Linked DNA regions of Homo sapiens: regions 1 and 2 are each linked to region 3. Evidence: chromatin loops called from intact Hi-C (ENCODE). Cell type or tissue: PC-3. All regions are shown on one strand. Links, peaks and the distances in the headings refer to the core of each region. The heading gives the core; the rest is flanking DNA.

Evidence for each region. Peaks named below come from ENCODE experiments on the same cell type or tissue, not always from the same donor. Only the 100,000 strongest peaks of a DNase experiment are listed, where the experiment ranks them.
Region 1: a loop joins it to region 3, with 3 times the contacts of the local background. A loop is called at or near these places in 6 of 110 quality-filtered maps.
Region 2: it touches region 3 in a loop (5-fold over the local background); 15 of 110 quality-filtered maps call a loop at or near these places.

What each region holds. Positions count from the first base shown.
Region 1 is chr14:57,372,882-57,383,618 of GRCh38, reverse strand. No RefSeq gene overlaps it. Among named protein-coding and RNA genes, the nearest start is that of NAA30, 12 kb to the left of the region's middle. RefSeq lists an enhancer at 1-645. In PC-3, for the core only: CTCF peaks have their summits at 4,563 and 4,764 (motif pointing right); a DNase peak (open chromatin) is centred at 2,658; H3K27ac peaks cover 467 bases.
Region 2 is chr14:57,290,731-57,301,467 of GRCh38, reverse strand. It overlaps AP5M1 (adaptor related protein complex 5 subunit mu 1), which reads right to left. Exons shown (of 8, transcript NM_018229.4): 8 at 2,726-10,737. Among named protein-coding and RNA genes, the nearest start is that of AP5M1, 27 kb to the right of the region's middle. In PC-3, for the core only: CTCF peaks have their summits at 6,832 and 7,033 (motif pointing right); no DNase peak of the experiment used is centred there.
Region 3 is chr14:57,207,798-57,218,103 of GRCh38, reverse strand. EXOC5 (exocyst complex component 5) reads left to right here. Exons shown (of 18, transcript NM_006544.4): 15 at 36-122; 16 at 8,043-8,151; 17 at 8,322-8,537; 18 at 9,307-10,306. The coding sequence ends at 9,495. Among named protein-coding and RNA genes, the nearest start is that of EXOC5, 56 kb to the left of the region's middle. In PC-3, for the core only: no CTCF peak of the experiment used is centred there; a DNase peak (open chromatin) is centred at 8,313.

The DNA.
Region 1 (10,737 bases), core at 2,023-7,022, 170 kb before region 3:
AATATATTTTGATGTGTTCCTCATTTTAATGTGTTTACAAAACTGTCAACCCAAAAATGCAACCATAGTAAGGAAGTGGAAAGGATAAAGTGACCAAGATATTTGTCATGTTATATTTATGCACAGTAATGGAAGTTTCTATGTAATGTACAAACACACAGCTGCTTCTCAGAGTTCCCATAGGAGAAACCTTTGAAATTCAGGGAGTGCCTAATGGTTCCTTTGATCTTCCTTAGTCTTTTTGCACTTCAGGGAGCTTTGAAGGAGGGCAGTTCTGCTTATCACTGGACCTATTGTTAAGCAAAGAAAAAGCCACTTCCTAGATCTATTGAGATAGGTGGTAAAGGTGAGGGACATTCCCTGACCAGCTGTCTGAACTACTGCTTATGGCCTATTTCAAGAGTTAATTCTATGGTCCAGCCCAAGTTAGCCTCTCCCCTCATTCACTTCAAGTAACTGCAATTGGTTAACTGCCTCTAGGCTATTCTTTAGTCTTAAAACATTTTTTGAAACTGCTGCCTACATATCAAGGAATTCATCTTATTATTTTTTTTTTATATAACTCTTGGTATTTTAACAAAAGTATTACATGCTCATACAGAGAAACACTGAAAAGTGTAAAAAAGAAAAGTATTTTACACAAGATGACCCTCAGAAATAATTACAATACACACTTTTATGTACTTCCAATCTTTTTATTATGTAAATAGATGTACATTTCTTTTTATATAGGAGAGATCAGCTTTTTCTGCACATGTAATTTGTGTACTTTTAAAAACCTTAATATTATACAAATGTTTTCTGGTGTCTGTAAAGATTTTTTATGAACATTTAATGAATATCCCCTATTGTTAGATGAAGAGGCCTTTTTTTTCAGGATTAAAAACAATCCATCAATGTATCACGATGTTTATTTTTTCCCACAGGGACTTGAAAAACTAATTTCAGAAATCCTTAAAGTCTATACACACATATGCAATTAGTAGCCCCCCCTTATCTGCAGGGGGTGTGTTCCAAAGTCCCCAGGGGATGCCTGAAACCATGGATAGTGTGCTATATATACTCTTTTTGCAATCTGACAACCTAGCTGGCTACTGAGTGACTAACAGACATGTAGCACAAACAGCACGGATATGCTGGACAAAGGGATGATTCACATCCTGAGTGGGACAGAGTGGGATGGTGTAAGATATCATCATGTGACTCAGAACAGTGTGCATCCTAAAATTTATGAACTGCTTATTTCTGGAATTTTGCATTTAATATTTTCACATTGTGATTGACTGAAACCATGGAAAGTGAAACCGTGGATAGAGGGGGACTACTATGTATCCATGAACAAGGAACAGGATTTAGGACTTCAGTGCTGAATGAAGTACTCACAGTATCCCCAAGACTACCACCATCCCACAATGTATATCATCTTTAGTTTGGTATGCACTTGCATCAATTAGAGTACCTCTTCAAAGAAAGAAAGTTTTTGAGAAGTTAAATATGGTCAGATTAACTCACTTAATCACCCACTTATTCATTCATTCAATGAACAATAGCTGCTCGCCTGCTAGGCAGTATAGGTACCATGAGGAACAGGACAGACTTGGCACTTGCCATCACAGATCCTAGTCACAATGAGGAGAAGGACAATTAAACCAGAGATTTAAGTAACATTCAGAAAGGGCTATGATAGAGAAAGTAGTGACTACAATGGATGCACATGGCAAGGGCAGCTAAGGTTTCCCAATGAAGGCAATATTTAATCTGAGACATGTAGGGTAAGCAGAAGTTAGCTAGACAAACAAGACAGGGGAGGTCATTCCAAGCTGGAATATCAGAAATGAAGCCTGGGAAGATCAGAATGCCTGTAAGATGAGAGAGCTGAAACCAGATCACAAAGGGCCTTGTCAGCCACCCCAAGGGGGTTAAATTTTATCCCAAGGTACCCTTGGAATCTGTTGAAGATTTGCTCTTTGAAAAGATCATTCTTGCTGCAGTCTGGAAAAGGGATTGCTGTTGGCAGTGGGGATGAGAGATAAGGGAAAGAAGGATTGTTGCAAAATTGCAGGCAGTAAGTAAAACCAATTCTTCAGCTGTAAGCTGAGGTCCTACAAGATGGCTTAAGTTCTGTAATCATCCTTCTTTTTGTTCAGCCTCGCATCACATTTAGCTTCTGACCCTTTTCAACCAACCTAGCATGCATTAAGTACTTAATAAATGGTTGCTTTGTTTGCTCTTTTACTTGTTTGGTGAAGGAATCCATCACCTAACTCTATTTTGCTCTTTGTCCAAAAAAAAAGTATTAAGAGGGAAAGTATCAGGAAGGAAAGGACCTTCCCCATTCTTTTAGCGGGGTAGGGGCACCCCACTTATCTACAGCCATTCAATTGGATGCTGTATCTGAGCTAATTGCTGAAGCTTCCTTGCCTTCCCTTTCCTTTCCCTTTTCTCCTTCCTTCCTTTCTTTCCTTCTTCCTCTTTCTCTTTCTTTCTTCTTTCTCCTTCCTTCCTTCCTTCCTTCCTTCCTTCCTTCCTTCCTTCCTTCCTTCCTTCCTTCCTTTCTTTCTTTCTCTCTCTCTCTCTTTCTTTCTTTCTTTATTTCGAAATGGTCTCACTGTGTCACCCAGTCACGCTGACTAGAGTGCAGTGGCACAATCATGACTCACTGCAGCCTCAATCTCCAAGGCTCAAGTGATCCTTCCACCTTAGCCTTTCAAGTAGCTAGGACCACAGGTGTGCACCACCATGCTGAGCTAATTTTGTAATTTTTTGTAGAAACAGGGTCTCACTACATTGCCCAGGCTGGTCTTGAACTCCTCATCCTCCTGACTCGGACTCCCAAAGTGCTGGGATTATAGGCGTGAGCCCTGGCTAGGCCCAGCCTGAAGCTTTGGTTTTCTTTAGAGAAGTTTTCTGAGCTTGTACAGCCCACAGAATTCCTGATCTGTATAAAGAGGAGCAGTACCTCAATTCTGCCAATATAAGAACATGGGAATTTCATCTATTATAATAGTAATACATGTTCAACATAAAAACATGGAAAATGTAGACAAGTGAAAAATGAAGAAAAACCCAACATAATACCACAACCAAAGGACAACCACTAGTAATATTTTGAAACATTACATTTTAGTCTTTGTGTGTAGTTTCAGGAGGATTACTTTTAGATTACTACGATACACACACACACATACACATATACCTACACATTTATATCCTGATTTTTCTAAACTTAACATCATAGCACTTTAAAAGTTTGTGTTATTTTAAATATTACCTTAAAATTCTATTCATTGCAAAAGATTTCACTGTATGATTGCATTCCAATCTAATCTAACACAGGACCATGCTTAGGTTATGGTGAAGGAATTCATCGCCTAGCTCTATTTTGTTCTTCCTCCAAATAATAAAGTGTCAGAAGGGAAAGCAGCACTATAATGTTTATTTAATGTTTGCACTATAAATAATGCTATGATGAGCAGTTTAGGCATAAAATTATTTGAATGCTTAGGATTATGCTCTTAAGATAACTCCTAGAAGTGCCGGGTGTGGTGGCTCATGCCTTGTAATCCCAGCACTTTGGGAGGCTGAGGCGGGCGGATCATGAGATCAAGAGATCAAGACCATCCTGGCCAACATGGTGAAACCACGTCTCTACTAAAAATTAAAAAATTCACTGGGCATGGTGGCGTGCACCTGTAGTCCCAGCTGCTTGGGAGGTTGAGGCAGGAGAATTGCTTGAACCTGGGAGGTGGAGGTTGCAATGAGTGGAGATCACACCACTGCATTCTAGCCTGGCAACAGAGCGAGACTTTGTCTCAATAATAATAATAATAATAATAATAATAATAATAATAAAAATTCCTAGAAGCAAACCTGGTTTTTTTTTTTTTGAGACAGGGTCTTGTCTCTTATCCAGGCTGGAGTACAGTGGTGTGATCTTGGCTCACTGCAGCCTCTGCGTCCAGGGTTCAAGCGATTCTCCTGACTCTGCCTCCTGAGTAGCTGGGATTACAGGCACGTGCTACCACACCCGGCTAATTTTTGTATTTTTAGTAGAGACGAGGTTTCGCCATGTTGGCCAGGCTGGTCTCGAACTGCTGGCTTCATGTGATCCACATGCCTTGGTCTCCCAAAGTGGCGGGATTACAGGCGTGAGCTACCATGCCCGGCCCCTAATTATTTTTTAAGGTTCTTAATATATACTGCTGATTTAATTTACAAAGAGAGTGTACCAAATTTACATTTCCACTAACAACATATGAGAATACTTGTTTTAGTTAGGCAATATTTAAAAGAAAAATGCTAATTTAATACACAAGGAAAAAATTTCAAAACAATAAAGAATGTTATTGTGTTTTTATATACCTATAGTAATTAAATAAGCAAAGGAAGAAATAGACCGCAAAGATATTAAGCTAGACCTATACTAATAGACTAATTGGCTGTATCATTAATGTAGGAAGTTAGTATCAGGGCTTTAGAATTCCTTGACATTATTCTAAATTTTTCTTTATGTATTTACTTCTGTTTGACTCTGCTTTTTCTTACCCTTAGGCCGTAGTATTTTATAAGTTAGTTCATATATTTAAAAAGGTACACTATATACCACAAACCATAACACTAATATTAACTTCTGATCTGTGTGGTTTGGAATAAAAGGCTTTGAAATTCATTTAGTAATGAGTTAATTTTAGATGGAAAAGTTAAAAGCTAATATTAAATCAATAAAAAATAATGACTTAACTAGAGAAAACACAAGAGGGCAATCTTGCACAGCAATAAAATATGTTTGCATAAGATAAAAAATTTCAACATTTTTAATCAACTGTGATATTTTCAACAAAAGAAATGTAAGGTCTTGTCAGTAAGTATTATCTTTTTATTAATAGTTATATTAATAGTTGCAAGAAAATTTAGTGTCAAGGAAATCTAGTGTTGACATTCACACAATGAATATTGCCATGTAGTTGAGTTGTGTGTGTGTGGTTTGTTTGTTTGTTTTTTAATCCTGGAAAGTGAATCTATTCTCCATTGAGAAATGGCATCCATTATATATATATATGGCCTGATTTTAATTTGTGGAAAAACAAGGAAATAGGTGACACAATTTTTTTTTCTCCAGGATTTACTATACATATTTTTCAAAATGGAAGTAGTTTCATTTTTTTTCTGATTAGGAATGCATAATCCATTAAATATCAATGAAAGAGAATTTTTTATTTTATTTTAGTTTATTTTGAGACAGAGTCTTGCTCTGTTGCCCAGGCTGGAGTGCAGTGGCATGATCTCAGCTCACTGCAACCTCCACCTCCCAGGTTCAAGTGATTCTCCTGTCTCAGCCTTCCAAGTAGCTGGGATTACAAGCACACATGCCACCACGCCTGGCTAATTTTTTTATTTTTAGTAGAGACGAGGTTTCACCATGTTGACCAGGCTGGTCTCGAACTCCTAACCTCAGGTGATCCACCTGCCTTGGCCTCCCAAAGTGCTGGGATTACAGGCTTGAGCCACCGTGCCCGGCCAAGAATATTTTTTTAAAAAATAAACAGTAACTTGCTAAAGGAAGAGCATGGTGTAATTATAATATTAGGGGGAATATTTATGATGTTTTACATGCTTTAATTTCCTGACACTTTAATAGAATTGTAATTTCAGTCAGCTCAGGATGTCCTAAAAATTACAGGCACAAAAAAATAGTAGGTTTAAGGCAACTGCAAGCATCTTTGTATGTGCAAAATCACATATATCTCGATATAACAGAGATAGTATCTGTGTAGTCTTTCTTACCATCTCTCATTGCTCTCTTGCAACTCAAACGAATTTGGAGTTTCTGTGCCAAACAGCATAGGAAATAAAAAGGGAAGGTAATAGAAATAGGCTTTTTTCTGAGCATGCTGGTGAAAGTGAGCCTTAAGAATTCTGTGATCAAGTACCTGGTACTTAGAAAAGCAATATGGAATAGTAGTTAACTGCATGGAGTTTGAATCCCTAATTTCTGCCACATACTAACTATATGACTTTGGAAAATTTCTTAACCTCTCTGTGCCTGATTTTCCTTATCTGTATAATGCAATTATAATGGTACCCATCTCATAAGGTTTGTTGTGAGACATATAAATGCTTAGAGCAGGCGTCTGGTACAAGGTAAACTTTTTGTAAATATTTGCTGTTATGCAAGACAGCCTAAGAAAATTTCTAAAGGAAATAAGAACCCAGATATCAGAATATGAAATATAGGTGTGGGAACCATGTGGGACATGCAAAAGAGCATTAGCTAGAGCTACAAGAAGAAAAGTTCAGATTATAGCCATCCTTTTCCAAGCTACACTTGGCCAGAGGTTTTCCACAGTCCCTCAAGAAAAGAAATTTAAGATTACCAACAGCAACTTATCGAATGCTGCGAGAATTTTGCTCATGTTAACTGTGTAGAAAACCATACCTGCTTCTTCCTCCACTATTAAAAAAAAAGTCATTCTAAAGTACTTTTGTTTAATTCTCATAAAACTCTTCATTAAAGAGCTCTGAAGGTCCAGTACTGTTATTGACAGCATCTGAACTGATGGGTCTTATTTGAACAGTGGAGTTAGGATATGGGTTTTCTGGGAGGCCAAATGAGAGAAGCAGCACCTTAATAGAGGGAGTTGCTTAGCAAAGCTTATTTCTGCTATATGGAATATGGCTGGCACTGGAAAATAGCTCAGTCAGGTCACTTTCATGTTCACAAAACAGTCTTTCTTTGAGGAAGAAAAGTCCTGAAACTGGAAATCCAGGACATATGAGTTCTATTCCTCCAGCTGCCATTGCTACTTTCTGAGAACAAGCAAAGTATTCTGTTTTTTGTTTGGATTCTCTGTTTTTTCTTTGGGTAAATTTCTCATCCCTATTATCATCGTTTCTAAGTTGGTTGAAAAATCTGAGTGAAAAGGTAAATTAGTCATTAAAAAAACTATTAACTATGTTGTACTTTTTTTTTCTTTTCTTTTCTTTTTTTGAGACGGCGTCTCACTCTGTTTCCCAGGCTGGAGTGCAGTGACACTATCTCGGCTCACTGCAACCTCTGCCTCCTGGGTTCAAGCATTCTCGTGCCTTAGCCTCCTGAGTAACTGGGATTACAGGTGTGTGCCTCTATGCCTGGCTAACTTTTTGTATTTTTAGTAGAGATTGGTTTTCACCATGTTGGCCAGGCTGGTGTCGAACTCCTGACCTCAGGTGATTCACCTGCCTCGGCCTCCCAAAATGCTGGGATTATCGGCGTGAGCCACTGAGCCCTGCCAACTATGTTGTACTTTTGTTTTGCATTATTCTATCTATATTTTAGTTTCCACTTTAGATAAAATGGTTAAAATCTTGAAATATCTTGCTAGGAAGGAATCATTATAGTAAATGAAGTGCTTGTGCACATTTCCACAGAGATCATTTTGGAATATCAATGAAAATTTCTTTCATATCTTTGTATCTTCCTATCTTGAGCAATCCTGAGTTCTGCTGGAGTTTGAGAGAAGCCCAACGTGCTGGAAAGTCTACCAGGAAAGGCTGCTTGATTGACTTTACTATAACACAATTTTATTTTGGTGGATTACCTAGAGTTGACAGCTTTAACTTTCCAGGTATTGGCACGTAATTTCAAGGTTGTGATCTGAATGTATTAGAGCAACCAAACTTACAAGAGACTCATGTTTATATGTAGCAGGCACTATGCAAAAGACAACCATTATCCCTATCCTCATTGAGCGAAACATTAAACAAATAATTGTACAGCTAATTATTACGTTAAACTCTGAACAAAAAAGTTCTGGGAGCTAGGAGGAAATGATGAGGCATGACCATCAAGCAGATTATTGGAAAGACTTGTTTAAAAAGTTTATAATTTGGCCTTTTTGTCTGTTTAGTTAAATATGCATTATCATGCTGTAATCATTTTCTGTGTCTGTCTCCAAAATGCATGTGTCTGTTCCAGTGACTTATAATTTACAGTCTGCATATCAAGGTTCTCTAACTTCAAATTGCATCTTCCACTTCAACTTTTTCTACACTTTTATACAAGCCACTTCCAAATCTCGACACATTCTTTCTTTAAATATACTAATAATACCTATTAAGTTATATATAAATTCAGTGTTCTTTCAGCCTAGGAGAGTTCTGTCTTTCACTAGGCGTTAACGTCATTAGTCAAAGCCTCTGAATTTGTGGGTTCCTTAGTGCCCTCCTACAAACACTCCTGGCAAAAACACAATAAACCACTAGGAAGTTAATGTATGCGCTCATCAAAGTCCTGTAACTTGAGAATGAAGTAGCAGGAAACAGCTACCCAGCAGTGTTATAAACATTTATAGGCCATAATCCCAGTGCTTTGGGAGGCCAAGGCAGGAGGATCTCTTGAGCTTTGGAGTTCAAGACACCCTGGGAAACATAGGGGGTCTTTACAAAAAATTTAAAAATTAGTTGGGTGTGATGGTGCACACTTGTGGTCTCAGCTACATGGGAGGCTGAGGCCAAAGGATTGACCTTGAACCTGGAAGTTCCAGGTTGCAGTAAGCTACGATCCCACCACTGCATTCTAGCCTGGGTGACAGAGTGAAACCCTGTCTCTCGAAATAAATAAATAGATATATAAATAAAAATAAAAATGTATAGCAGCATTAGTTATAATAGCCAAAAGGTAGAAACAACCCAGATGTCCATCAGCAGACAAATGGATAAACAAAATGTGGTATATATGTACAACGGAATATTATTCCGAGTTAAAAGGAATGAAGTACTTAAAAATGCTACATGAACCAACCTTGCAGACGTCATGCTAAGTGAAATCAGCCAGACACAGGAGGACAAATATTGTATGATTTCACTGACATGAGGTACTTAGAATAATCAAATTCATAGAGACAGAAGGTAGAATAGTGATTACCAGGGGCTGAGGGGAGAAGGGAATGGAAAGTTATTATTTACGGGTACAGAGTTTCTCTTTGGAATAATGGGAAAGATTGGGAAATGAATAATTGTAATGGTTGCACAACGTTGTATAGGTACTTAATGCCACTGAATCCTACACTTAAAAATGGTGAAAATGGTACATTTTATGTTATGTGTATCTTATGAAAATAAAAAATACACACACACACAGACTCAGTGAAAAGTTGGGGAAAAATACTATAAGCCATCTAGATGCCTTACGCCTTGTGGATTATAAATGTGTATCAGTATTGTTTCTGTTATAAAGCTAAAACCTTTAAAAAAATTCCTTTCTTAACTTTTTATTTCCACACTCAATCTTTTTACCTCTTCCAGCTACCTTATAGTTGTTTTACTGTCATCCACAATATTTTCTGCATGTAAGGAATACAGTATTATCATTATTATCATTGTTATTAATTTTTTATTGCTGTTGTTGTTCTGGTATCCCATTTATATTGAGGGTTTGATGTATCCAGTATTAGCCTGTAAAAACATGAATAAAAGGAGAGTATGGGAGGATAGTGCTGCTCACCGTACAATAACTTTATATGATTCTATTGAGCTTTTGTCCTCAGTATATCAGGACACTATCAGATGCAACTGCAGCTTTTCATCTAGTTTTGTGCCCCTTAGAGATGACATGGACTCAGATGAACCTCAAGAAGTTGCCTGGAATAGGATGAGCTCCACAAACTATCTGCATGATTAAAGATGGCCTGTCCAGTACAACAAAACCCTTTTAACAAGTTGTTAGAAACATATGTCAAACCTTTTTCTATTTCTAACACCTATTTGGCACTGTAGAAATAGTTAAATCACCACAAAACATGCTTACTATGCTACATGCTGGGAGTGGGGGAGGCCTGTTTTGATTTATAAGAAAAAAACCAATTCATGAGTTTCAGCATTAGCTAAATCTCTTAAAGAGTTTGCTTTATGATTTTAAAAGATCTTAAGAAAATACACTATTCTTGAAATAATGAAAATTACTTATAATACTTTTATTATTTAAAACTATGAAAAAAGGGGTGGGTGCGGAGCTCACGCCTGTAATCCCAGCACTTTGGGAGGCCAAGGTGGGAGGATCACTTGAGGACAGGAGTTTGAGACCAGTCTGGGCAACATAGTGAGACCTCGTCTTGACAAAAATAAATTTAAAAAATTATCCAGGCATGGTTGCATGAGTCTTTAGTCCCAGCTACTTGGGAGACTGAAGTGGGAGGATCACTTGAGCCTGGAGATCAAGGCTGCAGTGAGCCTCAATTGCACCACTGCACTCCAGCCTGGATGACAGAGTGGGACCCTGTGTGCCCCCAACAAAAAACCCCAACCCTCCCCCCCCAACTATAAAATAATATATTTTCATGTAAAAATCAAACAAGAAAAGCGAATAAATATGAAGGTTTTCCATTCTGGCCCATTGCAGACAATACCTCTCCTCTGAAATAACCAGTGTTACCAGGTCCACATTTTATCTAGCTAGGTCATAAATAAAATAAATAATAAGTAAATAACATAATAACAAATGAATAATACATGTTGTGAGTATAATAAGAACAAAAAAATTTTAAAACTTGCTATTTTACACCAATTTACTTGGTCTTTTTTTTTTTTTTTAGACGGAGTTTCGCTCTTATTGCCCAGGCTGGAGTGCAGTGGCGTGATCTCAGCTCACTGCAACCTCTGCCTCCGGGGTTCAAGTGATTCTCCTGCCTCAGCCTTCTGAGTAGCTGGGATTACACGTGTCCACCACCACACCCAGCTAATTTTTTGTATTTTTAGTAGAGA
Region 2 (10,737 bases), core at 4,361-9,360, 84 kb before region 3:
ATATCTAGAGGAGACTAATTTGAAAGACATGTATTTGAACTGGTAGAGTTGTTAATGATGTGAGTCCTCCTTTTTCTTTTAATAGTCAAATAGATTTTAATGGCTATTGATGTAAAGCAACAATCAGTGGCATAACACAGCCGTGTGTGGGCAAGAATGAAATGCTTAAATTTAGAAGCCACCAGGGAATTATCTGACATCAGTTTCAGGATCACACTACATTTTCCCCAATCTTTTTTTCTAAATTTGGCCTAGAACATCACTCAGCAGTGGGTTGACATTATTTTGCATATATAATTATCCTCAGCCTTATTCCAAAAATGATTTGAGAAAACTATAAGAGATATAGTAGTATATCATTAATAAAGATCAGTACAATATGATAGGGTAGTACAATAGGATGCAACATAAAAAATAGATTGAGGGTGGGAGAGGTGACTCACACCTGTAATCACAGCACTTTGGGAGGCTGAAGTGGAAGGATTGCTAGAGCCCAGGAAATTGAGACCAGTCTGGGCAACATAGCGAGACCCCATCTCTACAAAAAAAGGTTTTAAAAATTAGCTGGGCATGGTGGTAGGCACCTTTAGTCCTAGATACTTGGGAGGCTGAGGCGGGAGGAATGCAGAGCCTGGAAGATTGAGACTGCAGTGACCCGTGATCACACCACTGCACTCCAGCCTACGTGACAGAGCAAGACCCTAGCTAAAAAAAAAAAAAAAAAAAAAAAAAAAAAAAAAAAAAAAAAATTGAGGCAAAGGGAAAATAAGGATAGAATAGAAAAATGAAGACAATACAAAGCTATTAACAAAGCATGTAAATGAAAAGCCTCTGCATACCTCTAATAAAGATCAGAATTTCAGCTGTCAGTTTCCTAGTTACCAAACCAGAGAGGAAAATAATCTGTTACAAAACATATATATACTAATATGTGTGTGTGTGTGTAGGTGAGGTGGCACTGGTTAGCTTAACTAGATGAAAATCTAAACCTGACTCTGCCATTGACATAAACTTTTGATTTCTATGTGTTGCAGTAAACATGAGGATTTAATACTTGGCTTTTCCCTATTATACTAGAATACATTACAAACAATAATTGGAATGTAAATAATTATGACCTATTTTCAGTTCATAAGTCATTAATAGAAACAGCTGACATTGATATTCGAGGGGAGTCAAAGGGAATGAACAGGCATCACCTATGTCGCATTCACTTTGTATGTGCTACATCATTTAATTCATACACCAGTCTTAAGATGTAAGGTTCCTATTTTATAAATGAGGTCCCTGGGCCCCAGGAGACCTTCTTAAACAGAGATGGCATTTGAACTGTGGCCTGCCTAATGCTACAGCCAGAGTATATTCTCCACTGACTACATTGCTTACTAAGCCTGCCAAAGGCTTTATTGAGAAACTATCTTACGTAGGATAATAAAAAGTTATCTTTCTTTTGGATTCCCTAAGCATCAATCTTTGGTTTTCACAAAGGCCCAAGATTACTGTGCACTCATTTGAGTTTTAACCTTTATGTTAGCTATACTCTACCCAAATGATTTACTCATTTTCTTTATATGAATTCCTTTTAAATTTATTTAAAGAGAACTTTAAATCACTATTAAAAATGTAAAACAAATGTGTTTGCCAGAAATAGAAGACACAAAGAGAAGTAACTATTAAAAGATGGGAATATGTGTAGTTCCTAAGAAGCTCTCTGGCACTACCAACTGTGCCTCCCTGGAGGGTGGGGGCCCTCCTATGCAGGACTGGGAAGTCAGGAAGCTCCTTGAGTGTAGGGGAGTGGTCTCCGGGAGTTTCTGAGGATCAAATCCAGGCTTCGATGTCATTTATTTTTCTCTTTTCAAACATGAGAGAAACTTGGCATTGTGGCAGAGACGCAACCCAGGGAAGATGAAGGAATATACCCACTGCCATCAGAAATGTGTAGCTGCAGCCTAGGATACCTTATCCAATGGAGCAAATTTGGGCAAAATGCTGGTAGAATAAAACAAAACAAAATGTGTCTTTTCTGTGAGATGAGAACAAATTATCTCCCACTCCTTTTAGCATTACTGAGATTTAAGTGCCCTTGTTCTGAAACTTCAGATTTTCAGGAAGCAAAATTTGACAACTCAAATGTTTCACCACATGAATAAATCAAACAATCTGATATTAAAACATTTTATGTTGTCAATATTTTTCTATTTTTTTATGAAAAAAAAGTCAAGAAACCCCAAGAGATAACAGCTGGTACTCAAAGCATTTCTACATCTTTTAGATTGTAAATTTTAGGAAAGCAGGTACTTACTCTAATTGTACATTCCCACACCCCCCCACCACCAAACAGGCCCCAGTACAGTATTTTATGCAATGTGTGTTAGAATATTCTGAACATATTCATCTCTTTACCAGACATCCAACTCCGGTTTGATCATGGTTCATCTTAAAAAGAAATGACTTCCACAAACAGCAATTTGTTATGAATGGTACGGACCATATGTTGGACAATGTAAAAGACCTCCAGAAGTTAATTGAGCTCTATTAATAGTTTGTGCATTATTACCACATTTGTTCAATGTTCCTGTGGAAGAATTTTATTTTCACTCAATCCCACTTTGGGTAGAATATAACTGTTTTCTTATAATTTGTGAATTTTGAGAAAACTTCTTTCCATGAATAATGACGAATTGTTAAACTTTAGCAAACTTTATAAAACACTTACACCCACTCAATTGTACAGCCATTTTATTAACTCCAAACACCCATTCAAGCAACTGAGTAGGCATTCCTGCAATACAGAATTGAACATTCAAAACCAAGGGCACATGGACAATTCATATAATTTTGATAATCTGAAGGCACAGTCACATAATTATAGGTAGAGACAATTCCATGAAAAGGCCATTATAAGTCTTTGATACAGAAGGGAATGAACACTGATTGAATACCTATGCACTTATAACTTGGTATCATTCAATGCTCACAATAACCCTACAAAGTTGGGAGGAAACTGAAGACCACAGAGGTTAAGTAATTTATCCAGGACCACCCAGTTTGTAAATGACAGAGCTGGGATTTGAAATCAGGCCTGTGTGACTTCAAAGACTGTATTATTTTCTCTATACCACTTTGCCTTTATGGTTAATGGAAATGTTCTAAATAATCACTTGGAACTTTTGGATACTGGCGACTCCATTTCATTAGTATACGGGGACCGCTGAAAGCTGTGGCTTTATAGGATAGGGAGAGTCATAGCATATCAGGTCTCATTATGCCAAACAAAATCAGGATTGACTCTAGTAAATAGTAGGGAGCCCACAAAGCTGTTGTAGAGTGAGTTTCGGAAGGACATTTCTAAGATACGAGTGCCAAATGTTTTAAAGTTCACTGAAGCATAACTGCAAGGAACGTGTCCTATGATGGGCAGCCTCAGCTGTTGCCAGTCTGACAGTTTAAGCCAAGGCACTACACAGTGTGTCTGAAGATCAGTGTCATAAATGGCAACAAATTCTCTGAAAAGTGCTAAAGATGGCAATCGCAGGGCAGAATTCACCTGTGCCCAATACAGACTGAACCACTGTTTGCAAAATAGCCTTTCTATATACACATGCAAAACCCTAATTACTCAAACATCACTAATTTGTTTTAGGTGACAGGACAATCTGTTTTGTTATGTATTTAACATTTTGCTACTTCATTAAATCAACACTAAGCTGCTTTTGTGTTTCTGGTGGCACTGGAAATATAAAGGTATGAAAATGAATGTCATTGTCCACAAGAAGTTTGAAATATTAGGGAGGTAGGGGAAAGACTGGCACACTAATATAAATCAATGTGAGGCCACTACTCTAGAGCTTGTATTTTTCTTGTTTTCCACACATGCACACACACACACATACATTCAAAATAAACAAGGCTAAGAATGTTTTCCAAGGTAGAAGTTCTACTGGATGTGAACTATCCTAAAGAAAAATTTAGTTTATCAATTGACTACACATTAGGATAGTTGGTAAATCTAAGACACATTAGCATACAAATGTTAGATTACCTAACATTTCTTCACATATATATTTTCCTTATAATTCTATATAGACATCATATTTTCTTCACTGATAAGGCAGAGGTAAATCTCATACTAGCAAATTGAGCACACATTCAAAATCAGTGAAGGAGGCAGGAGGGGAATCAGTGGGAGAAACATATAGTTAGTATGTAGGAGTTTTTTTGTATTTAATTTAGTATTTCAGTATAATAAATTAAATATCAAATCAAATATAATAGTAATTACTTTCATTAGACATTTATATTTACCCTACATATCCAAACCCCAAACATCTGGAGGCAAAAAAAATTCTCTCTCATGAATATACTTACTATAATCTTTATTTCCTTCTGCTATATCAGGTGCTCAAGTTTCTGGGATTCTGTTTGCTAGAGATAGACCCATGGAGATATGCTGCCCCCACGGTGTGCCCTTTAACTGGCTGGGGAACTTCAACCATCACCTTTTTGGGCAGTTTCTGTACTAATAACATACAGAAATAGTCTCCTACGCTACAATGCTAATACACTGCAGGAGGTAGAATATATCGTTCAAAATATGGAACTGTTTTTTGTCTTTTGTCTAATCCCAGAGTGGCATATAATATGAGCACAAAGCTTAACATTAATTATGAATTTTTATTGACTAAATTAAGGTCTCCCTCTCAACCATATTGCTCAGCAGTTCTAAATTCCAAGCCATACCTTATGTTCAATTGTGTTTAGGCCTTCAATATTAAATAAAATAACATGCTATTTTAATATGTATGAGAGAAATACTTATGGCACGAGACCACTGTTATTCATATTAAAAAGTCCTTTTGCTCCAGTTGGTTAACAAGCTACAAATATTACTAACCACTTCTACTGATTATTGCCTTAGCAAAAGCAGAATTAGAAGCGTGGCATCTACTTTATTTTAGATTAAACATTTTTTGATTATTGACAAACACATAACTTTTTACTGATTCTAGACTTAAAATAAATATATGATGCTCTATAAATGTACATGTTATAGAAATGGTAAGTAATAAAGTAACAGGCTAACAGTTTCTTAAGAGCCTTTAGCAAGGGGTAATCTTTGATAACTGTGATAGATACCATTTTTAGGTTGAAATGTGGGAAAAGGCCGACAACTTGTCCTGTTGGTAAATCTAAGAAAATAGTTCTTCAAAAATCAGCCAATCCATAAGGGATTACAGAATACTAAACTTGTATTCAGTAACACTAAGAGACCAAGTAAAACATTTTAATCCCTGTTAAATACTATATTTCAATTTCTAAAGTGTAAGAGTGATTTAAATTGTTCATTTTAGAAAGGTAAAGGCTAAAATTCCTTCTAAATTTTTAATTACTAACTTTCCCATTTATCAATGCATATAATAAAGATTGAACTTTTAAAGGTCAAATTGGTACATCTATTGTTCAATGGCTTTTTCATTCTCAATGTAGTCTTTACGAGGTAGTTCAAAATAACTGTAGCTCTCAAAAGTTATCACAATAATCAACCGGTATTTCTCCAATGCATATATTACATACTCAATTACATACTCATTTCAGTAATTTCACAATTGTTTTCATTTTTTGATTATTTTCAGCTTATTATTTCTTATGTATTGCAGCTTCTGGGAGGAAAGTTACATAAAGCATCTGGAAGTAACTGGAAGGTATACCCAAATAAATAAATAAATGAGTTTCTTTCTTTTTTTTTTTAATGGAATATATTTCCTAGAGACAAAAATCTTTAGCAGAGAAGGTAACATTAAGTTTGGCACTTAAACATTTTGAAGTAACATAGTTGAGAAATACTATGTTAAAAGTTATTTATTTTCTAAAATGTACAAGTGACTGACTCATTTTTATTATCACTCATGCACTGTAACAGTCTGGAGAGCAGCAGGTTGCTTGAAGATGCAACAAATATTCTTTCAACACTTCAATAAACACAATGTAAACATTCACTTTAATAATGTTTCCTTTGTTAATGCAAAACCGAGTGCATTTTTTCCTTCCCTCTGGCTGAGCTATGACTAGCTGAGTAGCAACAGCAGAGTGCTGAAAGAATTTTTCAACAGCAATTTGCTTGTTCTAATTTACTTTTCAAGGTTGATGATCAGAATCATTATGTTGCTTGCAAAAAGATCTATTTCTATTAATTTGATCCAGTCATTCCTCTTCTTCTCATCATATTTAGTTTCCCTGGCAGCTTCACCAAGTAAGTTAATTGAATCAGAAGTGCCATTACCACTCCAGTTCTGGTTTCATATAAAAAATGCACTCCTATGTCCTTTAGAAACAAATCTGCTACACCTGTTGAGAAACTATGGGTGTACTGAAATGAACAACTCACGTATTTCCACAGGATGGTGATGGAACCTTTGCCTTTTGCTCTTCAAATGCTCTTTCTAGTTTAGTAGGCCCATGTCTGCAACGGGCAGTACCAAAGTATTATCTGTTGAGTACTCACTTTTTTAAAAAATAAGAAATTCTAAGAAGGTCTGTTTTTTGAGCTAGAACACAATCATCATCAACAAGATCAAGAAAGAGAAATCTTGTGTAATTTTCAAATTATTTTCTTTCATGTAATTTTACATGATGCATGTTGAAAAAGCAAGGCTTACTCCAAATGTGTAATATTCTAGAAACATAATGGGAAACAAGCTATTCCCTACATCTGCAATAACTTTCAAAATAGCTATTTTCCCAATCTCCTTTCTGTGAGGGAATGTGTGTTACTATAGTTCCAACATTTAAAGAGCCCCAGCTAAGTAGTCTGGAAGTTCAATGGTATCACATTCTTCACACTAAACACACCTATAAAACCAGTGGAGAAAAGAAACTCCAACTTCAACCACTGGCAAATTAATAAGAGTTAATATAAATAAATTAGCTCACACTTTCTTTGAAATTGGGTGTAAGCAGGCTATGTGTATGAAAGAGAAAAATCACAGGGTTTTAAAATAGATATAGTCACTAATTATCTCTTTATAACCTGCAGAGGGCACCCAAGTCCTTTGAAGGAAAAAGTAAAAATTTAAGAGGAATAACTAATTTTTAAATTTTTCATAACAAAATTTATAAACATAAAATATCATTTAAAGAGGCCATTTAAAGGAAACATGTAGTTTTGACTTTAAATGTTCAACAGATTAGAAGTGCAAAATTTCACATCCTACTGGAAAAAAAATTCAGCAGGTGGTTTTTAGTGTGGAGCATTTGTCCATCTGTAAATGCTTGTGCATCATACATTAACATGACACTGATGTCAATTAGGCAGATTAGCTAGGGCATTAGAGAAATCAACCAGACCTTGCAGTATCCTGCTTATAAGGCAAGAAGCTAGTGATACAGATACAGCCTTGTATTGTTCCAGGCTATACACAAACACTAATGTTATATCCATGAAACAGCTGGTGCGGACAGTTGGAGGCTAGTTGGAAAGCCTTCAGGTCATAAGAGTTTTAATCACTTTGTTTCAATCACAAAGGAACTCATGAGTTCCTTTGCAATTTTCAGTTTAATGAATCATTTCATTACTATTAACTAATACTGTGTTTGGAGGAAAGATATTTGAATATTTGCCCTTAAAATATTCTTCATCTTACATGATACTGACATGTTTCACAGGGAAACCCACCAAGTCAGACACACTAGTGTTGTACACATTTACGTAAATTCATATACTTGTATATATATGTTGTGTGTATATATATATATATTCTGTGATGGTGAATTTCAAAATATATCCTGTTTTATTGATTAAATATGACTGCACGGAGTGTAATGATTAAAAACACTAGTTTCTTAGCAACATAGCCATGGGAACCTGCCCTCTATCTTTATAGAATGCCGTTATCTTGTATTTTTCCTGATCCGCAATTCTGCTGTGGTTTAGGAACTTGCTATCAAAATATATTTTGAAACTAGTTATTAAATTGAAACTAGAGGAGGCTGGCTTGGCACAAACGTAAGTTAGGTATGCACTTCTTTGAGTCATTGTTTCAATTTATAAATTAGATCACAAAAAGTCTGAGCCAAAAAAAGTATAATAATCTAAATACATCCCTTGTATTGCAAAATGCTACTAGAACAGTAATTACTAAGCATTAAAATGCTGTATATAACTAAATCATTAATCAAAATCTAATCTTTAAAAACATATTTTGTAACAAATCACTATACTTTTTTTTTAAAGGTCTTAAAATATACTGGAGGAATAAATCCCGATTTGACATCTTACAAGATAAAGACTGACATTGCTATTGAAACAGTTTTAAACAGCAAATTGAGAAACCTACCATGAAACATTACCTTTTCTTTCTCAAAATACTGTGCAAAATTCCATATAATATTTCAAAATTTAAAATTATGGAAGAAGAGGTACTCAGATAACTGAGAAAAAGGCAGGCAGAAAAAATTTAATTACTCGGCTATTTTGGTAATGCTGTCACTTTTTTTTTTTAAAAAAGCATTCTGAAAATGAATGCAATTATTCTTATAATGGAAACACAAGAAGCTCCTTTGCCTCAAGAAAAGAAATAGTTAACAAAGCTTCGAAATCATTAGTCTTAAGGTGGATAACTGTGTACTGCAACACATTTTCCTCAACTGGATTTCTTTACCACACAGTATGACATTTTCTAATGGTGGTGGTGGTGGTAGGGGGAAAGGTGAGAAGAAACCATGCAGCTTAATAAAACAGAAGCATTTTCTCAGTCTAAGTTGTAGCCACTGCTTTGATTTTTGGTTATGTCAAGGCCAGTTAAGTATACCCTAGTGCATGAAACAAAACTAGAAGCAATACTTAGAATGTAGTCTTTGTTTCTTCTTTCTTCAAAGCCTATGTTTCCTAATATCATTGTTAGGCGAAGCAAAAAGAAATGTTTGTTCTATTACGTAAGAAATAAACTTCATTTGGTATTCAATTGACTTTCTAACTTAGCAGACAGGACTTTACATCTTCAAATACTGAAAATAAATTGCATTCTTGGCCCTTGCTTTAAAAGGTTATAGAGAATAAACGCACACCCTGGTAGTGTTCTAGTGATCTCCCTAATCTCAGTTGCACTTTGTCAGAACGAGGTAACTGGTAGTTAAGTGAAATACCCTAGATCAAAGGGGGATTAATCACCAACTGAATCCTTGCTGAATAAACCTGTCATTCAAGAAAATTATTTCCACTGAACTTAGCAGAGGATTGAAGGTATTTGCATAACAGGGACCAACGTACTTCAGCCAGGTTAAAAGGTTCAGAATTCATCCCATGTTTAGCTTTTTGCCTCCTTTTCCTTTCAGCAGCCTGGTACAATGGTTTCTAATCTGATAATACAGCTAACTATCTAAATGATGTCAGAACAGGAAAGTATTGCAAAGTTTGGATGAGGGATGGATCAATTTCACTTTCAGTAACTCCTAAATCTGATTTGTTGGAATTTAAGATGTAATCCTAAAAAAGTCCCTTAAACCTGAGGACTGTTTATTAACACCCCTTTTTTTGACCTTTGTCTTAGGAACAACCACTCTGTTGTGGCAGCAGTCCCTACAGAAGGCCTGGATGATAATTCCACCTACCTAGCTCCCAGGGGTAGTGTAGGAGTCTATCAATGTCTACGAAGTATTTTGAAATACTACAACAAAAACCAGAAAAAAAAATTGGCAATTGTTACCAAGTATAAATGTCTGCCTTGAAAGATCTTAAATCATACAATGTATAAAAACACCATAATTTTAACCTAGTAGAAATACTGAATTGGTGTGAAAAAAATGAAAACGATTTTATGGGACAGACTAATGTTTAATAAAAAAAATTTTTTAAACAAATAATTGTCATCAGAATTCCTGACAAGACTGCTTCAAACTTGACATTTGAATCAATTACTTAAAAAGTTAAAAAAAAATTGCCACCACCGTAAGGGTATTGCCTAAGTACTATATTGCTGGCTCTAAAAAGTTTTTAAAATATTGTTTAGTAAAAAATGGAGAAAAGAAGCGTTTACAAAATCATGAACGATCTTTTCTGGAGTTCATTCTAAAAAATTAACACTTTTTTTTTTAACCTTTCGAGTTTATTGAAGAATAATTACCTATGTGATAGACATCAGATTTCATAATCATATTTTGGCACTAAAAGGGAATTTAGCAATTTTGCATCTAGAGAAGGTCTGACACTATCCAAATCTTTCACTGGAAGTAGTTGCTCATATTCACTGCAAACGCAAAGCATCTTTCAAGTTAAAAAATGCAAAGAATAGTTATCAAAGAAAATGAATAAAATCCATAGTGAGATAATTTTTTAGAAAATGATTGAAGTTTTAACCCAAGAAAGGACTCTTAGAGTGTCTTATAGCTTAGAATAAGAACATGTCAATCACGATTAAGCTTCTGGAATCGGAATCCCTTTGAAATGCAGCTGTTTCTTCTTTAATTGTGGCAACGGACTCTGAAGAAAGGAAAGGTCCAGCCTTAAAGATGAGTAAGGAATACAAAATAGCTCAGGATTAGTTGTGGAGTTCAAAGGTCGCTAATTACACTAAGGAGTTCCCAGACACAGGGAAAACATTAAACAGGTCACCTACCAAACGGGAAACAGACTTTGTCTTCAGAAATTATCCTGAAGTGACAGGTTTCTAGACAAAATCAAAAGCATCACAGTGTGCCCAGCTGATCTCAATGGGATGAAAACCTAAGTTGGTTCAGTTC
Region 3 (10,306 bases), core at 5,307-10,306:
AATATGATTCTTTTTCCATTTTAAATATACAATAGCTCTTCTCCTAAGTTATCTGAATGCCTTCAGAAGAAAAAAGAAATAATTGAACAAATGGAGATGAAATTGGATACTGGCATTGATAGGCAAGTTGTTGGTTTTGTCTCTTGCATTTTTTTAAATTATAAAAACACCATATTATAGCAGCATGAAAATACTTTGTAGAGAAGAAAAATATTTATCTTAATTCCACCATATTGCTACATTTGATTTTATTTTTACATATTGCCTTCATCCTTATTAGAGTGTTGTTTTTATTGGATCCTGAAGTTTTTTACTTTGGACTATCTTGGCATTTAACATGCCTTCCTCACTAAGCTTAATCATTTCTAGCTTTTGATTTAAAGTGAGAAATATGTGACGTTTTTCAGTTGAACACTTAGAGGCCATTGTAGGATTATTGATTGTCCTAATTGCAATGTTACTGTGTTTCAAGGAATAGGGAGGCCCACGGAGAGGCAGAGAGACAGGGAAACAGCCATTATCTGGAGTAGTCAGAACACACACTACATTTGTCAATTAGGTTCACTGTCTTATATGGGTATGGTACCCCAAAACAATTAAAATAGTAACATCAAAGATCACTGATCACAGATCACCATAACAGATTTAGCAGTAATGAAAAAGTTTGAAATATTGTAAGGATTACCAAAATGTGACACAGAAACACAAAGTGAACACATGCTGTTGGAAAAGTGGCACGGATAGACTTGCGTTGCCATAAGCCTGCAACTTGTAAAAAAACAAAACAAACCACAGTATCTGTGAAACACAGTCAAACAAAGCAGAATAAAACAAGGTATGCCTGGATATTCAGAAATGGGGTTGTTGGATCATATAGTAGCTCTGTTTTTAAGTTTTTGAGGAATTTCTGTACTTTTCCTTAATGGCTGTACCAATTTACATCCCCATCAACAGTGTACAAATGTCCTCTTTTACCTGCATTCTTGACAACGCTTGTTATCTATTGCCTTTTTGAAAAGAGCCATCCTAACGGGTGTGAAGTGATAACTGATTGCGTTTTCCTGATGACTAGTGATGTTGAGCACCTTTTCATATACCTGTTAGCCATCTGTATGTCTTCTTTCAAAAATTTTTATTCAGGTTCTTTGCCTTTAATCATTGGATCATTTATTTTTTTGCTATTGAGTTGTTTGAGTTCCTTATATGTTTGGAGTGTTAAACACCTCTGAGATGTATGGTTTACAAATATTTCCTTCCATTTCATAGGCTGTTGATGGTTTTCTTTGCTGTGCGGAAGCTCTTTAGTTTGATGCAGTCTCATTTGTCTTTGTTTCTGTTGCCTGTGCTTTTGAGGCCATATCCAAAAGGTCATTGCCAACATCAATGTCAAGAAACTTTTTTCTTACGTTTTCTTCTACTAGTTTTATAGTTGTGGGTCTTATATTAAATTTAATCCATTTTGAGTTGGGTTTTTTTGTGTAGAGTATAAGATAAGGGTGTCATTTCATTTTCCTGTGTGTAGATATCCAGTTTTCCAGAACCATTTATAGAGGAGACTATCCTTTCCCTATTGTGTGTTCTTGGCACCCTTGTTAAAGAGCAGTTGACCATAAATGGATGGATTTATTTCTGGGCTCTGTATCCTGTTCCATTGGGCTGTGTATCTGTTTTTATGCCAGTACCATACTGCATTAATTACTGTAGCTGTATGATATATTTTCTAACCAAGAAGTACGATGCTTCCAGTTTTGTTCTTTCTCAAAATTGCTGTGGCTATTCAGGATTTTTTCTGGTTCCATAAGAATTTTAGTGTTTTTTTTTTTTCTATTTCTGTGAAAAATGCCTTTGGAATTTTGATTGGGAATGCATTGAATTGCTTTGAGTAGTATGGACAGGTTAACAATATTCTTTCAAGCTCTAAACACGGGATATGTTTCCATTTACTTGTTTCTTTTGGCAATGTTCTATGGTTTTCAGTGTATAAGTCTTTTACTTCCTTGGTTAATTCCTAAATATTTTATTCTTTTTCATGCTATTGTAAATGGGATTTTTTTTCTTTCTTTTTTGGATAGTTTGCTGATAATGTATAAAAACAACTGATTTTTGTATGATGATTTTCTGTCTTGCAACTTTACTGAATTTGTTTATTAGTTCTATTTTTTGATGGAGTCTTTAGAGTTTTCTCTATCTAAGATCATATCATCTGCAAAGAGACAGTTTTACTTCTTTCTTTCCAATTTAGATGTCTTTTATTTCTTTTTCTTGCCTAACTGCTCTGGCTAGGACATCCACTACTGTGTTGAATAGAAGTAGTGAGAGTGGACATCCTTGTTCTTGTTCCTGATGTTAGAGGAAAAGCTTTGAGCTTTTCACTTTGAGCTTTTCACACTTTGATATTAGTTGTGGGCTTGTCATATATGATCTTTATTATCTTTAGGTATATTCCTTCAAACCTAATTTGTTTGTAAGTCTTTGTCATGAAAGAGTGTTGAATTTTACCAGAAGCGTTTTTTTTTTCACATCATCAGACAATTATGTGATTTTTATCCTTCATTCTGTTAATGTGGTCTGTCACATTTATAGATCTGCATATGCTGAACCATCCTTGAATCTCAGGGATAAACTCTGTTTGGTTATGGTGTATGATCCTTTCAGTGTGCTATTGAATTCAGTTTGCTATTTTTTTTTTTTACATCTTTATTCATCAGGGATATTGGCCTGTAATTTTCTTTCCTATATTGTCCTTCTCTGGCTTTGGTATCACTGTAATGCTGTCTTTGTAAAATGAGTTTGAAAGTGTAATCAGTTCTTCCATTGTTTGAAAAAGTTTGAGAACGATTGGTGTTAATTCTTCTTCTTCTTTTTTTTTTTTGAGACGGAGTCTCCCTCTGTTGCCCAGGCTGGAGTCCAGTGGCACGATCTTGGCTCACTGCAACCTCCACCTCCCTGGTTCAAGCAGCTCCCCTGCCTCACCCTCCCAAATAGCTGGAATTACAGGCACACACCACCACACCCTGCTAATTTTTTTGTATTTTTAGTAGAGACATGGTTTTACTGTGTTAGCCAGACTGGTCTTGAACTCCTGACCTCAGGCAGTCCACCCGCCTCAGCCTCCAAAAGTGCTGGGCTTACAGGTATGAGTCACTGCGCCCAGCCGATTCTTCTCTTCATGTTGGGTAGAATTCACTAGTAAGGCCATCTGGTCCTGGGATTTTTCTGACTTCAGCAGGACCTCTGTCTCTTAATCTCTTCATCTTATGCCAATCTATTATCCTTTTCCTAGCTTTATTTCTTTAGTTATTGTGCTTATATCACTTGGTCCATCTTTTGAATTACTTTCTTGAAATACCCTAAAGTACATTTCCTTCAATCACAACTGTCTTACAGACCCTAACCTCTGATAGATGCAGTCTCTTTTATTCCCATAACTGGTTGACTCCTCACTGTTGGAGAATATCACATAACATGTACGTTATTGGTACCACTGCAAATCTATGCTCTCATTTCTCAGTTGGATCTTTAGTACCGCTTATCCATCCTTCTGATTGTCCTTGTACTGTGAGACTCAGTGTTGCTCCTACCTGTTTTTCCCAACCTTGGCCATTCTTCATAAGTTCCCTATCTCCACCGGCAGCATTCTGTACACATTCAGCACCCCAATCCAAAAATCCGAAATAAAAATGCTTCAAAATTTGAAACTTGAAATTTTTTGAGTGCTGACATTACCCTACAAGTGGAAAATTTTACACCTGACCTCATGTGACAGGGCACAGTCAAAATACAGATGCACAGCACACGGTTTATTTGAGTATCCACAAGGGAAAAAAGACCCACCCAACCCTCTTCAGCTGTGATAAATATTTTCTGTGCATGTCCAAATCCCCCCCTACAACAAGCATGCCTACAAAGAATAATAAAATGGCATGTGTGTAGGCTGGACATGCCAATGGTAGGTGGCTCACAATGCCCCACGTGCAGCCAAGACCTGTGTGTGTGCTTTTTTTTCTCCTTATTCTGTGCTCTGTGGTATAAAGATGTTGTGGAATCTCAAAAAGGCCTACAGATACCCCTGAGGTTAACAGTGATAAGAACAAGAGGAAACTTTATGTTTATCTTTTTGTTTGTTTTTGTTTTTTGAGGTGGAGTCTCACTGTCTCCCAGGCTGGAGTGCATTGGTGTGATCTTGGCTCTCTTCAACCCATGCCTCCTGGGTTCAAGTGATTCTCCTGCCTCAGCCTCCCGAGTAGCTGGGACTACAGGTGCGCACCACCATGCCCAGCTAATTTTTTGTATGTTTAGTGGAGACAGGGTTTTGCCATGTTGGCCAGGCTGGTCTCAAACTCCTGGCCTCAAGTGATCCACCCACCTCAGCCTCCCAAAGTGCTGGGATTACAGGCGTGAACTACTGCACTCAGCCTGTTTATCTTTAAAAAAAAATTTTTTTTGTGGCCAGGCACAGTGGCTCAGTCTCGAACTGAGACCACCCTGGCCAACATGGTGAAACCCCATCTCTACTAAAAATACAAAAATTGGTCGGGCATGGTGGCAGGAGCCTGTAATCCCAGCTACTCGGGAGGCTGAGGCAGGGGAGTTGCTTGAACCTGGCAGTCAGAGGTTGCAGTGAGCCAAGATCACGCCACTGCACTCCAGACTGGGTAACAGGAGCAGAACTGTGTCTCAAAAAAATAAATAAATATATAAAAATAAAAAAAAATTTGTTTAGAGATATGATCTTGCTCTGTCACCCAGGCTGGTGTGCAGTGGCGCAATCATAGTTCACTGCAACTTTGAACTCCTGGGTTCACACAGTCCTCCCACCTCAGCTTCTTGAGTAGCTAGGACCACAGCTGCACACCACCATACCCAGCCATTTTTTTTTTATATGTAGAGATAGGGTCTCATTATGTTGCCCAGGCTGTTCTTGAATTCCTGGGCTCAAGTGATCCTCCACTTCAGCCTCACAAAGTGCTGGGATTACAGGTGTGAGTCACCATGCCTAGCAGCACTTACGTTTATCAAAGCTGCTGGACAAACAGGATGGCGGTGTAAGTGTGAAATGTCTTACAGAAGAGTATGGTATTGGAATGACCACCATATATTACCTGAAGAAACAGAAGGAGAAACTCTGTGCTGAAAGTGATGAACAGAAGTTAATGAAAAATATAAAAACACTGCATAAAGTTAAAAGTGAAGGTCTTGATTATGTATCGAAAGAGTGGATCTATCAGCATTGCAATGAATACATTGCTACTTAATGGTATGGTGATCATGAAACAAGCAAAGATCTATCATGATGAATTGAAAATGGAAGGGAATCGTGGCTGTTCAATGGGCCGTTTGCCAAAAGTTAAGAACAGACACAGCGTTATGTTTTTAAAGGTTTGTTGTGATAAAGCATCTGCTGGTCATGAAGCAGCAGAGAAATTCCTTAATGAGTTTGCCAGGGTTGTTGCTGATGAAAATCTGGTGTGAGAATAAGTCTATAATGTTGATGAAACACCACTATGTTGGCATTACTGCCCCAAGAAGACACTGACAATACAGGTGATAAGATGGCTCCTACAGAAATTGAGGATGCCAAGGACAGAGTAACTGTGCTAGAGTGTGCTAATGCAGCAGGCATGTATAAGTGTAAGCTTGCTGTAATAGGCTAAAGCTTGCATCTTCATTGTTTCAAAGGAGGGAATTTCTTGTTGGGTCCACCGTTATGCTAACAAAAAGGCATGGATAACCAGGGATGTCTTTTCTGATTGGTTTTACAAACATTTTGTACTAGTGGCTTACACATACTGCAGGGAAGCTGGACTGGATAACAACTACAAGATTTTGTTATTCCTTGACAACTGTTCGTGTCATACTCTTTCCCAATGTGACTTTATTCAGTCTTCTGACCAAGGTTTCTTTAGATCAATGAAGAGTAAATATAGAAACACTTTCTTGGGTGGGCATGGTGGCTCAGGCCTATAATCCCAACACTTTGGGAGGCTGAGGCAGGAGGATCACTTGAGCCCGGGAGTTTGGGACCAGCCTGAGGCAACATAGTGAGACCCTGTCTCTACACACAAAAAATTTAAGAATTAGACAGGTGTTCTGGCATGTGCCTGTAGTCCCAGCTACTCAGGAGGCTGAGGTAGGTGGATCACTTGAGCCTGGTAGGTCCAGGCTGCAGTGAGCAATCATCACACTGCATTCCAGCCTGGTGATGGAGTGAGACCCTGTCTCAGAACACTTTTTTTTTGGAGACAGAGTCTTGCCCCAGGCTGGAGTGCAGTGATGCCATCTCAGCTCACTGCAACTTCATCTTCCCGGGTCAAGCAATTCTTCTGCCTCAGCCTCCTGAGTAGCTGGGACTACTGGCACCCACCACCATGGCTGGCTAATTTTTGTATTTTTAGTAGAGACGGGGTTTCACCATGTTGGCCAGTCTGGTCTCGAACTCCTGCCCTCAAGTGATCCTCCCACCTCGGCCTCTTAGAACACTTTCTTGAACAGCATACTAGCAACGGTGAACAGAGGCAGGAGTATGGAAGGTTTTCAAAATGAGCTGAGCATGAAAGATGCTGTATATGCTGTTGCCAGTGCTTGGAACACAGTAACTAAAGACAGTTATGCATGCCTGGCACAACCTCTGGCCTTCAACTATGTTCAGTGAAGAGGATGAACAAGGTGGTGACTTTGAAGATTTCCATATTTCAAGTGAGAAAAAAGTGACGTCTGACTTCTTACATATACAAAAAATAATACATTTAGAGTCCATCAGTAAGTTGGATGAAGTGAATATCAAAAGAATTTTTTAACATCAGTGAGACTCCAGTTGCTCATTCATGGACTGGTAGTGAAATAGCCAAAATGGTTCCAAATCAAGGTGATTGTGATAATAGTGACAAGGTGACGTTGCTAACACTGCAGAAAAAATGCCTATAGATTACATGGTGAAAATGTGCAATGGACTTATTAAAGGTACAGCAGTGTACATTCATAACAGAACAATAAGTCATATCAGTTTACAAAATCAAACAGAGACTTCTAAGACAAAAACCATTATTAATGAGGCAGATAATTCCAGAGGAAACTTTTAAGAAGCCATCCAGCAGAATATCTCCTCATCCAAAGAGGTCCTGCTTTCTGGTCTCTCAATTGCTTCTGTTGTTTCTTGTCACCTAAAAAAATAAAATATAGGATAGAGTAACCTTTTCATGAAAGCACAGCATGGTAGGTGGAGACTGAAAACCTGCTACATTGTTGTTGTTTAACAGGCAAACAGGTATTGTGGTTATGTTACTGTGCTGTTTGGTTACCTTAAATATCTTATTTTTTCTCTGTATGAATGACATGTCATCTTTTTTACTGTTAAGTACTTATGTGTGAGTGAGTATAAGAAAATGATTGCTTATTGGTAGCATATAAATTCAGAGTCAGGAGTGATGGTAATGCCAGACAGCCACGGATTGTCCACATGGGTGTCTGAGATAGTGACATCTTTGCTTTCTGATGGCTCAATGAACATAAACGTTTCATGTACAAAACTATTAAAATATTTTATAAAATTACCGTCAGTCTACATGTATAAGATATATATGAAACATAGATGAATTTTGTGTTTAGAATGGGTCCCGTCCCCAAGATATCTTATTATGTATGTACAAATATTCCAAAATCTGAAAAATTTCAAAATCCAAAACACTTCTGGTCCCAAGAATTTTGAGAAAGGGATACTCAACTTGTATATGGTTTTGCCTTTGAAAATCCTTAGTTGTTAAGGAATTAAATTAATGACAGACTTCTGAGATCTTTGAATCTTGAAGTATTGCACAAAGAATTTTTGCCCTCTGTTTTGAGCAGACAGATAATAAAACCAAGAGCTCTTTCATATTAAGACCTAGAGCTGACTTTTTCTAATATCTAAAGTTTACCAATAGTAAAAGAGTTTCATGGTGATAGGAAATTAAATAACTGATTTAATTTAGCATAAATAATATAATTAAACATAAACATAGAGTAAGTTAGATGGGTTAAAGAATGTTGTATTCTCAATTCTCTAGGACATTAAATTGTATGATTGGACAGATGAAGCATATTTTGGCTGCAGAACAGAAGAAAACAGATTTTAAGCCAGAAGATGAAAACAATGTTTTGATTCAATATACTAATGTGAGTAAAATCATTCAGTTTGTTAATACTTTGTTAACATTTTCATTGGTGTATCCTACTGTGCCCTAGATTTTTTTCTTTTATACTTAAAGATTAATGAGAAACTGTATTTCCTCTTTAGCTAAGCTGGTATACATTCCTGTGTAATGAGTGTAGAAAAACTTTTATAGGCCTGTGTAAAAGTCTGTGCTTACGTAAGAAAACAAGTGGAGAAGATTAAAAATTCCATGGATGGGAAGAATGTGGATACAGTTTTGATGGAACTTGGAGTACGTTTTCATCGACTTATCTATGAGCATCTTCAACAATATTCCTACAGTTGTATGGGTGGCATGTTGGCCATTTGTGATGTAGCCGAATATAGGAAGTGTGCCAAAGACTTCAAGGTATGTGTACACAAAAACATCAAACTTGCAAATAGGCCCAGGAGCATAAGTCAGATTATTAAAAATCACTATTTACTTATAATTAGTGAAAGGTTTATAACTTTTGTTGATATTGTATGAGATAGATTATCACATTCTACCTGAAACAGTGTTGTTCCAATTATTATTTTTTTTTATTTTAAATTTTAAATTTTTATTTATTTTTTTTCCAAAGAGTTTCATGATGTTGCCCAGGCTGGTCTCTTACTCCTGGGCTCAAGTGATCTGCTGCCTCAGCTTCCCAAAGTGCTGGGTTTACAGGAATGAGCCACCACATCTGGCCCATATATTTAATATTAAACCCATTTTTGCTTTATGGTGTATTTTCAGTTCCACAGTCTTTGACTTATTGACATCCATGACTAATGTTATATATGTCACACATTAGGAAAAAAATGTTGTCTTCATTTATGTCCCCCTGAATATTTCTGTAACATTTAAATTATGAAAAATGCTGTATGTTAATAACTAGTTTTAGTCCTCTGAAGTATATATGATTGTTACTATTGAAGAGAATTGACACATGAATCTTTTTGAAATATTATAGCAAGTTTATTTAACTACTGAAATCTTTAAGTTTTAATGCATTGTGATCTTTAAAAAATTCTAATATGTTGAACTTCACCCACACTAGTAAGTCCCACCTGACAGTATGTAAAAAGTTACAAGCTAATTGTAAAACTGGAAATTGTTTTGTTTCAATGTTACTTTTTTTCTTCTCTCAATTCAGATTCCAATGGTATTACATCTTTTTGATACTCTGCATGCTCTTTGCAATCTTCTGGTAGTTGCCCCAGATAATTTAAAGCAAGTCTGCTCAGGAGAACAACTTGCTAATCTGGACAAGAATATACTTCACTCCTTCGTACAACTTCGTGCTGATTATAGATCTGCCCGCCTTGCTCGACACTTCAGCTGAGATTGAATTTACAAAGGAATTCAGTGTCAGTTCCTTTACAGAGGAATGTCTTATACTTCAGCAGCCCTCGGTTGATAGAAAGCACAGGAGATACCTTATGACACAGCCAACATTTTGTGAAACAATGACTGGAACAAAACAGCAGCCATACTTACCTTTGAGGTTTTATTTAAAGTTTGGATACCACTAGCTATATTTTGCTTTTTTCCCCTCACATTGAATTTTAATTCCATTCTTGAATGTAGAAATTTCAGATTCTCTAAAACTACATGTCACTGTTTTTATCCTAGAAAATGTTGCTGTCAGAAGGCAAAGGAAATGTTACCAGTGTTTTCGGTTCTTGTACTTTTAACATATTCCATTTAGAAATTTTGCCATTCTGTTTTCCATTAATAATAGGTGAAATACAGGAAAACTACATTTGTTATTCCTCAGTTTTTAATGACCTTTTCAGCATCAATTGTTAATCAGATTATTTTAGGTTTTCGTAAATAATTTTTTTGCCTCTTTCAAAAGGTTAACAATTAAGCATACTTTCTGCAGTTGGTTGATTGGATTTTTTTCTGAGGTACAGCATTAATACTAGTCCAAAAAATGTCATAAACTGAACTAAAATGATGAACTATTTTATGTAGACATTAGGAGTGGATCGGAATACTTCTGCTTTCTGGGTAAAACTTAAAAGTTTACTATTTCTTATTTGGTAAATAGATTTTAAGCCAATTCTAGTAAGAAATTAATAAAACTACCTTATTTTGTATTTCACTTAAGGTGGAGGACCTTAACTAAAGGACCATATTTATTCATTATT